Linked DNA regions of Homo sapiens: region 1 is linked to region 2. The links are chromatin contacts, found by Hi-C or POLR2A ChIA-PET in ENCODE. All regions are on one chromosome and are shown on one strand. Each heading gives the region's core, a stretch centred on a gene start or an enhancer-like site at or near the end of the contact. The rest is flanking DNA. Distances are from core to core; before and after follow the strand shown. Region 1 has its middle 21 kb from the start of CAMSAP1-DT. Region 2 overlaps CAMSAP1 (calmodulin regulated spectrin associated protein 1).

Region 1 (6,845 bases), core at 405-2,904, 40 kb after region 2:
GTGAACCTCGCACACACAGCTTGGTGCATGTCAGGTAGAGCCTAGTAGAGCTGTTCTTTTTTGGGGGGGTGGGGGATGGAGTTTCACTCTTGCTGCCCAGGCTGGAGTGCAATGGCGTGATCTCGGCTCACTGCAACCTCCGTCTCCCAGGTTTAAGCAATTAATGGTGAGGGCAGCCACATCATGGAAGTGGTGGGCCCAGCCTGGATAGGAGGGAAGCAGCGAGAGTGTCCGCTGTCTGCGAGGGCCACCCTGGCCCCGGACTCACTCCTGGGTAGGGCCTGTGGGGTCAGACCCCCTCCCTCAGCGAGCCCCAAGGAAGCGTGGGGTCCGACCGCCGCCATCCTGGGACTGAGTTTGGAGGCCTCAGTGCTTGGCTGGCAAGAGCAGCCACCTGGGGACACGGTGATTAATTCAGCATCAGAATGCAAGCGTGGGAGTTTCCAGGAACACTGAGGTTCAGGTCTGGGGGCGGAAGAGAAAAGCAGCTCATTCTCAGAAAGCACTGAGAGGCCGGGCCCTGTGGCTCATGCCTGTAATCCCAGTGCTTTGGGAGGCTGAGGCAGGATTGCTTGAGGCCAGAAGTTCAAGACCAGCCTGGGCAACACAGCAAGACCCCGTCTCTAGAGAACATTTAAAAACTAGCTGTGCGCAGTGGTGCATACCTGCAGTCCCAGCTACCCTGGAGGCTGAGGCGGGAGGATGCTTGAGCCCAGGAGTTGTGGGCTACAATGAGCCGTGATGGCTGCACTGCACTCCAGCCTGGGTGACAGAACGAGACCTCGTCTCTAAAGTAAATACATAAAACCTAAAAACAACGGCCGGTTGTGGTGGCTCACACCTATAATTCTAGCACTTTGGGAGGCTGAGGTGGGCAGATCACAAGATGAGGAGTTCGAGACCAGCCTGGCCAACATGGTGAAACCCCGTCTTACTAGAAATAAAAAAATTAGCTGCGTGTGGTGCTGGGCGCCTGTAGTCCCAGCTCCTCAGGAGGCTGAGGCAGGAGAATGGCATGAACCCAGGAGGCGGAGGTTGCAATGAGCCGAGATCTTGCCACTGCACTCCAGCCCGGGCGACAGAGACTCCGCCTCAAAGAAAAAAAACAAGGAGAGCCCTGCAGGCCCCTCCTTAGGCTGGCCTCAGAGGTCTTCAGTGGCCAGAGGGTGTGAGGATCTGCGGGACGTGCCGACTGGGGCAGCCCCCACCACACCCTGGGATGCACCCTGGCTGGGACCAGTCTCCAAATTCCCCTGCATCCGTCTCAGGCTGGAAAACTCTCCAACAAAGTTGCCTCCAGTCACTGGATGGGAAGCGGCCTCTCAGCTGAGCCGGACCCTCTCTCCTTCAGCTGGTGCTGCAGTGACTCCAAGTGACCAGTGACACCAGGTGTGGCAGCTGCGCACAGCCTTTATCGTGCCGCACTCAAGGGCCCCGGGAAGGGAACCCAGGCAGGGCCCAGTGCCATGGTGGTCTCCACTTCGCCGTGGAGAGAACGGCCAGGTGACCCAACCACAGCGAGGCCTTCAGTGTGTTCCTCACTTCCACCTGTGGCGGTCGCTTCTGGCTGTCACCCTGAGCACATCCATGTGGCCTCTTGGAGTGGCCTCTCCACGTGGCCTAGGCTTCCTGGCAACGCAGCCGCCTCAGGGCAGTGTGACTTCCTGATGGTGGTGACTCAGGACAACAAAAGCGAGAGGCCCTGAGAGTCAGGCGGGCACCACAGGGCCTTGCTGAGGCAGCCGGGGACTCCCGCTCCCTCTGCTGACACCATTGGTGGCCAGTGAGTCAGAGGCAGAGGTGCCAGAGACCCCGCCCGAAGGGAGGAGATCTGAGAGCCTGCAGCCACAGGCTCCTCCAGGACTCGAGCACCGGGGCCGCACAGAGAGCCCTTTCTCTCCTGGGCAGGCCAGGCGGGGATCCCCCAGCGCCCTAACCTGCTCTGTGACCACGGCAATGTGGCCTTGGGGATGTGCCCTGCCTCTCTGGGTTCCAGTGCAGGACTCAGGGCTGGCCACCTGAGAAGCATCTCTAGGACATTCCAAAGCCTGGAACAGGGACAGCATTGTGGCCCTGCTCTGGAAGGCTGCGTGGAAGCCAAGAAGTTGTCCTGGCCTGTCCTGGAGGTGCCTTTGCCCTTGCTTCCTGTCCTTGTCCCCAGGGGCTGCACCCATCCTACTGACTCTGCCAGCAGTGCCAGCCTGGTCCCAGGCACCCTGGAGCTGCTCCATCCCCATTGGGGGCCAAGAGCTGCCGGCCCACACCAGAGGCCCCGGCCACACAGGAGCCACGGGACAGCCGGAAGGGAAGCCAGGAGGCCTTGCTTGGGGAGCTGGGCACACGCCTGGCCTCCCCGTGATGCTCCCCTGGACGACACACGCACGCACACATGCACGCCTGTGCATGCACACAGAGCACACATGCACACACACGCACACCTGTGCATGCAGAGCACACGCACACACACACAAACCTGTGCATGCACACAGCATACACGCATGCACGCCTATGCATGCAGAGCACACATGCACACACATGCACGCCTGTGCATGCACACAGCACACATGCACACACCTGTGCATGCACACACACACATACATGCCTCTGCATGCACACAGCACACACGCACACCTGTGCACGCAGAGCACACACGCACACACACGCACGCCTCTGCATGCAGAGAGCACACACACACACATGCACGCCTGTGCATGCACACAGAGCACACACGCACACCACACCACCACACACACACTTCAAAAACCACACACGGGCGACGCCGCAGGCAGAGTGTACCACAGCCCCGCAGCTGCCACCCCTGCCCTCTGGGAGAGTCCGCTTCCGAGCTCACTTCGAGGAGGATCTTTCTGGCGACAGAGCCAGTGCTGTGGGCGGGAAGGCCCCACCTGACCACACCTCCTGCTCTGTGGCACCTGTGTCCCCGCCACCCCCCAGCCCGAGTAAAATCATTTCTCTAGACTCTGCGGCTGGGCCCTGGAAGTCAGGCTCTCCCCGACCTGCCAGGGCAGTGCCTGCTGCGGCGGAGCCTGGACACCAGGTCTCCTGTCTCCATCCATCTCCACTCAAGGACAGGGGTGCAGGTCCCAGAGCTTTTGTCAGGACTCTGCCAGCTTGCAGAGCCGCTGCGGCCACAGGGCTCATGGTCCCAGGCCTGCTCCACCACGGCCCTCGGCAGTGGCCCTGATCCCTGGCTGTGGCCCTGGTGCCCGAGGCTCACACCAGGGCAGGAACGTGCTCTTGGGTGTGGGTGGGGTCCACTCTGACAGGGACCTGGAAGGGCCCTCACAAGTCTGGGATCCAGGCCCTTGTCATTCAGGAGCCCAGGAGGGGTCAGCCAGGTCCCCAGAGGGGAAGGGGACGTGCCTGGGCTGTGAGGTCCACAGCCTCTGGGTGAAGCAGAGGCCAGCCCAGGATGGGGCTCACAGTTCTCAGGAGCCCGGGAGGTGGCACTGGGAGGGTGGGCATCCCCGCCCACCCCAGAGAGGCCAAGCACAGGGCAGGAGTGTGGCCACACGGCCCAGGGGGCGCATGGCTGCTGAGAGGAAGAGCGCAGTTGCCTGGGGGAGGCTGAGCACGATGCAGGGTGGACAGAGACCCCACTGCTGGGCGAGAGCCAGGCTCATGCCCTGCTGGCGCCAGAGCCTGCCCACAGCCCAGGGGCTGCCTGGGAGGCGCGGGAGGACCACACTTGGGGCCCTACACAGGCTGGGACTCATTCTGAGCCCCTAAGGACAGCTTGTGGGTGAAGGGAGCCCCTCTTGGGAATGTGGAGAAGAGAGTGGGGCACCTGCTGGCCAAAGAAAGCCCTGGGCCCACCCCCAGTTATGTGGGCAGTGACAGTTGGGGACAGGGCACTCAGCCATGCTCCCCGGCGACTGCTGGGTGATGAGCAGCCCAACCGCAGGCCCTGGCCCTGCCAGCCCTGGGCTTAGGCTGAACCCGTCAAAAAGGCCCTGCCTGGCCTTGGAGAGCCCACCGTGCCCTGCGGGGTATGAGGCTGGCAGACCCTTGAGGACCAAGCCAGGAGACATCCCTGGCGGAGACTCGATCCCAGGAAAGTGCCGGGGGTGCACTGGCAGGTTCCCCTGCAGGAAGCCAGCTCTTGGGAGCCCAGAATGCAGGCACCACCCCACAGGGGGCTCCCTCAGACTCCCTCGTGTGCCAAGCCAGTGAGCCCGCCTGGGAGTGGGGCAAGGGTGGACCTCACTTAAGTGCAGCTGTTCAAGGGGAGACCGTCAGGCGGGAAACCAGAGCGAGCTCTGAGAGAACGTCGAAGAGCCACTAACTGCCTCAGACCCCCGCCCCCAGCCCTGCCCAGTCTGCAGCATCCAAACCCTTGTCCCCCAGAGCCACATGGCTGTGTTCTCTGCCTGGGAGTCAGTCCCCAGCCAGGCACCAGGCATCCTCACCTGGAGGCAGCTGTGCCTTCCAAGCCTCCACTGGGCACAGAAAGCTGCTTGCAGGTGCCACACCCGACTCCCGGCCCTAACCCGAGAGAGAGCCCCTGGGTGGGCGGGGGCACCCCTGGGCACATGCTGTCTCTGGGCGGTGCTCTCATGGTTAGGAGGCTCGGCCACATCTGCACATGAGGGTTCCTTCTCTCCAGCCTGTGCTGGGCCCAGAACGCCAACAATGCCCTTCCTCTGGCTGAGGCTGTGCCCAGCGCATGAATGCTCTGCCCACCCCACACCCTGCAAATGGCAGCTCATCCTCCTGCCTTCCCGTGGGACCAAGCATGCCTCCAAGGGCAGCGAAGGGCACGGGGGCGAACCCCACAGCTGGGCTGAGGCTGACCCAGGCAGGCCCCACCTGCTCCCCGGATGCACTGAGGCCCCCGATGGTGCTGTCCCCACACCCCCAGCAGGAATGTCCTCTGGGATTCAGGCTCCTGCGGTCTCTGGCTCCCATGCTCCCTGTCCCAGCCCCACCTCCCACCCGCCTGTTCCAGCGAGTGTTTTCCAAGTGCCTCCACAACCAGCCAGCCCTGAAACGGGACGGAGCAGGGCCCTGACCTCGAGAAGGATGCAGGCTGGTGGACCCCCAGCCTCTCCCACATCCAGTACCTCCCGGAGCCCCCCAGTCCCCACCAGCTGACAGTGAGCCCCACCCCTGCCTTCAGACTCCTCACCCGGGGTCCCACCGCCATGCCAGCTCGCTGTAGTGGCCCAAGTGGCTGGGCCACCTCTCTCTGCACCTGGGGGGAGGAATCCCCTGCTTGTGTGGACGGCGCCTACAGTCGGCACAGCAATGTCCTGACCCCACGATCTCAGGGGAAGTCACCCCTCCAGCAGCTGAGCCACGCTGTCCTGGAATCTCAGCATGATCCCACTCCACGAGGAAACGCATGTGTCATCGCCAAGCTCGGCCACCGGAGCAGGAGGGAATGCTGGCCAAGTGAGCCATCTAACTCCCTCCACCTTCCCTGGCACACAGGTGACCTGCCTCGGCATCACACCCTGGTCTAGAGCCCTGAGTATGGCCACAGGGCACTGCCCAGGGGTCCTGCTCCACAGGACCCCGGAAGAAGAAAAACGGCTTAGCAGAAGCTCAAAATGACACAGGTGGCCCTTATCTCAACAGAGCAATGTGCACCGGAACATCTGTGTACGACCCAGCGTCCCCGACCCAGCACCCACGCCCCCCAGAGCCAGGCAGCCTGGCCCCATGGGCTGAGAAGCCACTTGGCCCTCAGCAGCTGGAACACAACTGCGCTCAGGGCCAGGCTCGGCCAGCTGCCTGCCCCTAGTTCATGGGCCACTGTGGCGAAGGCACACATGGACAGCAGCGTTACTGGTCATGGAACTGAAGTCCACGTAAACGAAGAATTTCTAGAGTTTGCCGGCCATTTCATTTCACCTTGTAAGATACAACCTCAGCCCTAAAATACGCGTGCCAGACACAGGCTGTGTTCACAGGGATGGTGCCTCGCCCATGTGTGCGCTGATGGCCTGGCCCAGAGAAGCGGCAGGACTGCAACCAGGCCCAGAGCACTCCCCACCTCCCCAGCAGCCGCTGCAGGAGCAGAAACCACATTCACCAGGGCAGCTGCGACGTGCTCCAGAACCCATCTACGGACGGCCCGCAGCCCCTGGGAAGGCCTCGGCGGCACGTGGTGTTTACTCACCCAGAACTCCACAACTGCATGCAAACCGCGACCAGGTTAAAACGTGGATCCACGCTCACCAGAGGACAGGGCTGGGTGAGAACGCGCATTCCCGACCTCAGGGCCTCTGGGGACTGAAAGGCGGGCGCGGCAGAACACGGGGCTAGCGGAGGAGGCGCACCTGGAGAAGCTGCATGTGCAGGACCAGCCAACGGGAGCGAACGCAGCATCTCCGAGGAAAGGCACTGGCACACACTTCCCTCCTCATGGCCACATCAGGCAGGTGTTGGTGTGGCCCCTCGCCCACCTTGTGGACGCTCAGGCCACAGCAAGATGAGCCAGGCAGCCAGCGAACCCGTGGAAAGCACGGCTCCACAGCCCGCAGGAGGCGGGCTGAGGACACACCTGTCCAGAGGTTCCTCGGAAGGAATTTCCCAACTTTGACTCTTAAACTCGCTGAGGAGAACATTCTCTTCCGACTCACAAGTTTGCCAAAAGAGGATGGCGGGCAAGGAGGGCACTGTGGCTGGCTAGACCCTGCTGACGTGGGGCGGGCCGAGGGCCTGTGGCCTGGCAGCAGGGTAGTAGACAGGCATCTTTTTTTTTTTTGAGACTCCGTCTCAAAAAGAAGTGAGATTCGCTACTTTTTTTTTTTTTTTTGAGACGGAGTCTTGCTCTGTCGCCCAGGCTGGAGTGCAGTGGCGCGATCTTGGCTCACTGC
Region 2 (6,715 bases), core at 2,283-4,782:
CACAGGAGGCAGAGACCAGCCTGAACCCACACAATCTGATCCAGAGAGCCTACTGTATACTTCCGGCTGCAACATACGCCGCCTCCCACACAAACAGCGCAGGAGCAGCATACACACGGGACACCGAATGTGTCACAGCTGGCCTCACCCACTTTTCTAGCCTTGCCACTATGCCCCTCACACTGTCTCACAAGACATCAACGGCTGTCCCACTAAAGACGGAGGACGAGGGATGTCTGCAGTCAGACACATTTCGGAAACACGTGACCCCCAGGTCTTTAATGTGCCCCGCGCCCAACACTCTGCTAGGAGGTGCAGATACTCCCACCTCCACAGAGTTTAGAAAGGACTACCACCTCCACAGAACAGCTCATGAAGAAACCCCACTGACTCCTAGCGTTCAGACAACCAGTAACACTAGAGACATTCATGGGGACACTAACAAACCTGTCTTGTGTTCCGAGCCAAGCTCTCCTAAGCTCTTCCCCAGGGGAAGAACCAGCTGTGGCGATGGTTCCCCACAGCACCCCTCTCTCTCTGCTGCCATCTCTTCTGGCTTCCTTCACTATTTTCCTGAGCCCTGAGTCACTTCATTATGGTCCCATGGAGTCTGGTCATTTCCCCACAATCTGAGCACCTCATAGCTGGTTTACTTCTAAACGGCAGCAGTCACCGTTTACACAGCATTTTTGTTTTAAGCATGGTTGTACACAATGATTAGGTCATCACGGCAACCCAAGGGCAGCCAGGGCTCCAGCTATGGAAGGCTGGCTTAGTGGATGTTAACAGACTCAAATCCTATACTTGCTGACCACATCGAGTAGCCCCCTAATCTGAAATCATTGGAACTTTTGAAATACAACAGAGCACAGCAGTAACACAAGGAACAGGCCCCAATGCCAAGCACAACGGGAAGACTTCTGCTGTCCTTACAAACTGCTCAAGGAAAGCTGACCTGCAGAGGTGAGCACAGAGCCACCCCGCACACGCCGGAGTGAGACGTCCCAGGAAACAAGAGCAAGGTGGCCAGGGACAAACAGGCGGCCTGTGGGCCCATGTTTGTCCAAGTTCCCTCCACCCATGGGCCGTGGAGGGAAGTCAGGGGAGGGCACTGAGCAAGGGATCCCATAACCTGAAAACGTTTGCAGCAGTTCACACCGGCTGCGGGGAAAGATGCGACAGTCACTCTCAGCCTTCCTCTTATTCAACTGACCACACCAGCAGCCCACCTAGTCAGGGCTCTTGGAGGGAGCTGCCTTTCTCCTTTCGGGGTACCTGGCCTCTTCCTCCCATCTCGCTGCCTGCTCCATCCCCATCTCCTAGGCCAGCTGCCCCTCACTTCTCCAAATATTGGAAGGGGCACTTCCTATCTCACTCCTCCCTAATGACCTAATTCAGTCTCATGGCTAGAAATACCACAGACACACAGTCATCCCCAAATGTACATTTCTGGCCCTGATCACTTCCCTGAACTGCCTATCTGACATCTCCATGTAGATGTCTGGGGGCACCTCGAGCCTAACCGGCCTGGTCCAAGCCACCCTCTCCTCCCACTTAGACAACTGTGATGCAGTCCCCCTAGGAGAGCAGAAACTGGCACAGCTGAGGAGAAAGGCCCCAGGGGACCCCTCAGAGTGATGGCTCTGTGCAGAGTGGGAGACGGGACAGGCACGTAAGTGGAGGGCTGGCATTAGATGGAAGCAGGGTGAGCCCCAGGGAGAATGGCAGAGCCTACCTCACAGATGCAGAAACCTGGCCAGACAGGAAAAAGCAACCATGGCTCTGATTTAAGTTTCTCTTTTACAATCTACCAAGTAGAAACGTTTGCCATAGGGTGACCCACTTTTAAAATTAATCAATATAAAGTGATTCATATAATCACCTTTTTGAATCATATATGAATATGCATAACACAACTAATTCACATAAATTTCAGATGCAGGAAAATGAGAGTTAAAGGAAAATGACGCACTTACTAAAGATACAAGCTTCAGACTGTGGTGAAGCCCTCCTAACTGTATGTTACTCCTTTCCATCCGGCCTAAGGAAGACCCTGGCCAGACCCCCAACTGGGTGACAGTGGCCACACTCCTCCATGGCCCTGCTGTGGCAGTTCTGCCCTCAGACACTGCACTTGTCCATGAGTAACTGGCTTCAGTGAAAGCAACTACTGCGAGAGCTGGATGTGCACAGTTCTAGAACGTTTAACGTTCTATCAAAATCAATACCTACTTAAAAAAAAAAAAAAACTTTGTGATGCCTTCAATGTATTTCTAATAGTTTCTTGTTGTTTTTTCTACAAACCAGTAAGACTGTTAGAATTAATACACATTCATTCGACAATTATTAAGTACCCATGTGAGCCAGAAAATGTACAAAAATGCCAGGGAGTCAAACAGGAAGAGATAAAGTCACTGTTCTCAGGCTGAGCCTCGTAAGACAACTGAAAAGTCAACAGGTAATTTCCACGCAATGTGGAGGGTGTCACACAGGATGAGTGCTGGGGGACTGGGGTGCAGGAGACACCAGTCCCGCACTGAGGAGTGGGGCAGTGGGGCAGTGGGATGTGCAGGTGGAGAAGTTTCTTAGGGAAGGAAGCAGCCAGTAGGGGGGTGGGTAGGAGCGAGAGGAAAACATGAAAATGACCCTGTTAAGAGAATTTCAGCAAGTGACAGCAGTTCAGAATTGCGCGGAAGAGGCAAACTGGATGTTTCATTCATTAGCTCACCAGGCTCTTGTGCGTGCCTGCGCTGGGAGGACCTGGGCCCTGCGGGATCTGTCAGCAGAGCGAGACAGGCTTAGGCGGGCACACAAGGAATGCAATGAGACCACATCAAGTAAGGGGGTCAGACAAGCCAGAGGACGAGGAGATCCCATCTGCTGGAGCTCCCCGTAAACAAGAGTGGAGAATGAGCGTGGACCCAGGAGGCTGCTGTGGTCACCGCCAGGAGAGACAATGGAGGCTGACACAGGCAGGCAGCCCCGGGAAGGGGAACCACTGCCCAGGAGGCGTGAGCAGCAGGCCTGTGCCTGATGCAGTACGACAAAAACACCAAACTTATAATTCCTGCCAGCCTGGAGCAGGACGGTCCCTTTTCCTAAGACAGGAAACCAGTAGTGTGGAGGAGGAGGGCAGTCGGGGACAGGAGAGATGAGCCTGTGGGACCCAAGGGGAGCTTTGCAATGGAGAGGTGTAGAGACTGGAAGCGCAAGAGTAAAGGGACCAGCTGGAGACGTGCTTTGGAACCCATTACATATACACAGCCATCGATGCCCAGGGGGACGAGTCATCCAGTGAGAGCCGGGCGCAGTGGGAGAAGCTGGTCAAGGCAACCTGAGGACACCAAGCCCACGGGACAGATGTCGGGAGAGAAGCCAAAGAAACGGACAAGTGAACAGAGAACGGGGCGGGGCCAGAACATGGTGCTGCCAAGGCCAGAGGAGGTTTTGAAGGGGCAGTGTGCACCAAGGAAGGCTGAGAAGGATGCATGCATGAAGACCACAGAGCCCGCCGGACTCAGCTGGCAGCCTCGGGAAGAGCATTCTGAGAACTGGTGAAGAGACAGCCGCAGGCACAGAAGGAAGGAAGTGAGAACAGCGGGAACTGTGCCTCTGCTCTGAGGGGAAAGTGTGGCCAAAAAAGATGTGTCTGCTTTAAGGATTGGAGAAACGGTGACGAAAGAAAACCCAATCAATGGGAGAGGCTGAAGAGGAGGAGGCTGCTCCTGAGAAAGGAGGCCCCTCGGGAGGCGGAGGGGAGGGATGCAGGGCCCAGGTAGGGCAGTGTCTTTCACTGGGTCAGGGTACAGACGCAGGGAAGGGGTGGGCGGCCCATCAGCACCTGCAGTTTGTCTTACTATGTTAAGCAGGAGGCAGGGCATCTGCTGAGTGGGAGGGCCCAGCCTGGAGGAAGTGGGGAGAAGTGCGGCTACAGGGGGCAGAGTGAAAGTCAAACAAGGACACGGGCAGGGCAGGGGCCCATGGAGACTGGAGACAAGAGTCGGCAACGGCACTGTCAGGGTGGCAGCACTGTCACTCCTCGGACTGCTACGTCAGTACCCATGAGCAACGCATTCGCAGTGGCTGCTGGACTGCTGTGGGGCAGGCCTCGGCGGGAGCCACACAGAAAGGCCCTGGGAAGGGGTCAGAAGACTCTAACCAGTCTGCAGTGGAAGTGAGGTCAACACTAAGTGCAGGAGGAACTCAGAGGGGTGGCAACTGACGGAGAGCAGGAGTTGGAGCGCTGGGGTCTCCCAAGGGCAGGGCCCAGCACAGCCACCTGGCCCAGAGTCCCAGCTTGGCCTCTTACTGGATCCCTCTGAACCCTGGCCCCCTACCTGTCCGTTCCGAACAACGAAAGGGTCTATCTCCTGCCCTGCGCCAGCTGAGCATAAGCTCTGTGGATGCACACGGGAGTCTCAGCTGTTATTCCTTCCGTCGCTATTACTGCAATGAGGATGAAAAGGCAGGTCAGGAAGTGGCCATCTGTCGACTGCAGCCCTCCCGCGGCACCTGCACGGGGCTCGGGAGGAGGTGTCCACACCAACCGCCAGCTCTTCCACGGCAGCACACGGCAAAGACCCCTCTGGCAGGTGCTACAACTGTGGCCACTGCCCAACCTAAAGCCAGCTACTCCCGTAGCCTCCAACTCAGCCCCAGGAAAAAAGACCAGGCCACTGCAGTGCCAGGCACAGCCCAGAGACGTGCAGGACAGTGAGTCTCTGCTCTGTTGCTTGTCTGAGCCACCTGGGAGCTGAGACCAGCTCTCCCAGAATGTCCCCGTGGGCGGCCTGGCTATCTGCATTTGACACTGAGAAAGTCACCTCTGCAGAGGCCCCAAAGGTGAGTGTCTCCACCTGGAAAACGTGGATACTCTTCCTGTTTGGATATAAGGAGTCAACGGAAATAATTCCAACTCAAGGTAAAAGCGACCAGTAGTCCACGCCCCAGCTCCATCCTGGAGAGGCCAGACACAAGGGTAAGAAAAGCTGATGTAATGGTCCCCACAGGGCCAAGACCACCTGACCCCCACCCAGGGACAACCAGTAACAAACTGCACCTTGACAGCGGAGCGCCAGGTGCACAGACAAGCACACACCCCACAGGGCGCTGGCCCGGGCATGCCACACCAGGCTCAGGTGCAGACTTGGCTTCCAGCCAGAAGGCCAGCAAGGGAGACCCTCGGGAACCCTCAGAGAGGGGAGAGGATCCCAGAGAAGAGGGGGCTGGATAGGGAGACCCTCTAAATCTGTGTCACATCCTGGCCACTCCTGAAGCAACTACAGTGGCACAGCAGCCACTCTGAGGGCCACAGCCCACAGCCCAGCCAGAGCGGCAGGACGAAGACCGAAAATGAAACCTACGCTCAACTGTATGTAGCCCCCAGGAGCAGGTCAGGGCCTGCAGTCTCGACGTAACTGGGTGGACTACCTGCTAGAACAAACCAAAACCAACACCTCAGGCCTCCAACAGGACCCACGGCCTCCAAATACAATATTGCAAATGCCCAACACACAACCCAAAGCTCCTTAACAAAAAAGAAAGACCCACAGGAAAACCTGCAACTTCCAGGAGAAAAGGCAATGTCCCAAGGTTGGGACTGTCTGACAAGGAATTCAAAGTGACCATGGAACAATGCTCCAAGAAGCACAGGCAGAAGCCCGAACGAAACAAAAACTCTCACAGAAACTCAGAGAACTCCCAGCAAAGAGAAGCCCCAGTGTGGAGAAAAGACCAAGCCCGGAGCAGAGGCCACGTGCTGGTGAGGAGAGGCTGGAGGGGCTGCAGAGCCTGCCTGCTAGCAGCTGCCCTGGGCCATCTCATGAGCGCAGTGACAGAGACCTCACTGGGCCAGGAGGCAGACACTAAGGGGCAACCCTCATAGCCCCTCCTCCTCCTTCCCCTGAGCTCTTCTGAGAGGCCGTGGGAGCGCATGGGATGGTTAGAGTGGAGCACAAACTCTAAGGCCAGAGGCTCTGCACCTGAGGCCCGGCCGGCCACCCTCATTCACACCTCAGAAACCCAGCAGGAAAGGTGCTGGCACCAGGTCCTCTCCCCGTAAGCTCCCACCCGTAGCTCGCTCCCCTGAGCTCACGAAGAAATCTCGAGGCCCCCAAGGGCCACAACCACTGCAACCGAAACACAAACTGCACAGCCTGAGCCTGGAAAGGAGGCATGGAGCAAAGGTGGGCAAAGGAGCATGGGAGGCCCCTCGGGGTGGGATGGGAGGGAGCCTCCTTCCAGGCACGGTGGACCCTGTGCTAGGCCAGTAAGCCCCCGTGGCAGACACAGTAGGACAGTGCACACAGCTCACACCCGCAGAGGCTCCGCATGCCCAACCCACACCCATGGAGGCTCCGCATGTACAACTCACACCTGTGGAATGCTCCACACACATACAGCTCACACCCACAGAGCCTCTGCACACACAATCCACACCTGCAGGAGGCTATACACACACAACTCACAGCCACAGAGGCTCCACACACACAATTCACACCTGCGGGAGGCTCTGGCCGGCCAACTGGGTGGTGAGGAATCACCAGGCCAAGTTCAGGCAGAAGACGCAATCCAGAGAACCCGTCCCTCTTCCTGGACCGCGGTTTCCCCCTGAGGGCGCCTGGGAGGAGCTGTCCGTGCCAGGAGAGGTGGTAAAGACGGCAGGCTGTGTTTCTGGCACCGCACCTTTCTAAGGACAAAATCTGGACTCTAGGGC

What was found. Hi-C counts contacts between places; a loop is a spot of excess contacts on that map. ChIA-PET counts read pairs that join two places held with the same protein, here RNA polymerase II (POLR2A). Pooled maps may share reads with other maps.
Region 1: a pooled map shows a loop between it and region 2 (5-fold over the local background). The contact joins two enhancer-like sites. A Hi-C loop is called at or near these places in 8 of 50 pooled maps. POLR2A ChIA-PET finds 5 or more read pairs at or near these places in 6 of 52 experiments (A673, H1, MCF 10A and 3 more).

The regions. Positions count from the first base shown.
Region 1 is chr9:135,925,322-135,932,166 of GRCh38, forward strand. No RefSeq gene overlaps it. Among named protein-coding and RNA genes, the nearest start is that of CAMSAP1-DT, 21 kb to the left of the region's middle. RefSeq lists enhancers at 474-553, 1,590-1,639, 6,390-6,845. Within about 2 kb of position 1,655, at least 8 of the 41 ENCODE cell types and tissues checked have a DNase peak (open chromatin) inside an H3K27ac peak, as active enhancers do.
Region 2 is chr9:135,883,828-135,890,542 of GRCh38, forward strand. All of the region lies in intron 1 of CAMSAP1 (calmodulin regulated spectrin associated protein 1), which reads right to left. Among named protein-coding and RNA genes, the nearest start is that of CAMSAP1, 20 kb to the right of the region's middle. RefSeq lists enhancers at 3,756-4,050, 5,230-5,933. Within about 2 kb of position 3,533, at least 16 of the 41 ENCODE cell types and tissues checked have a DNase peak (open chromatin) inside an H3K27ac peak, as active enhancers do.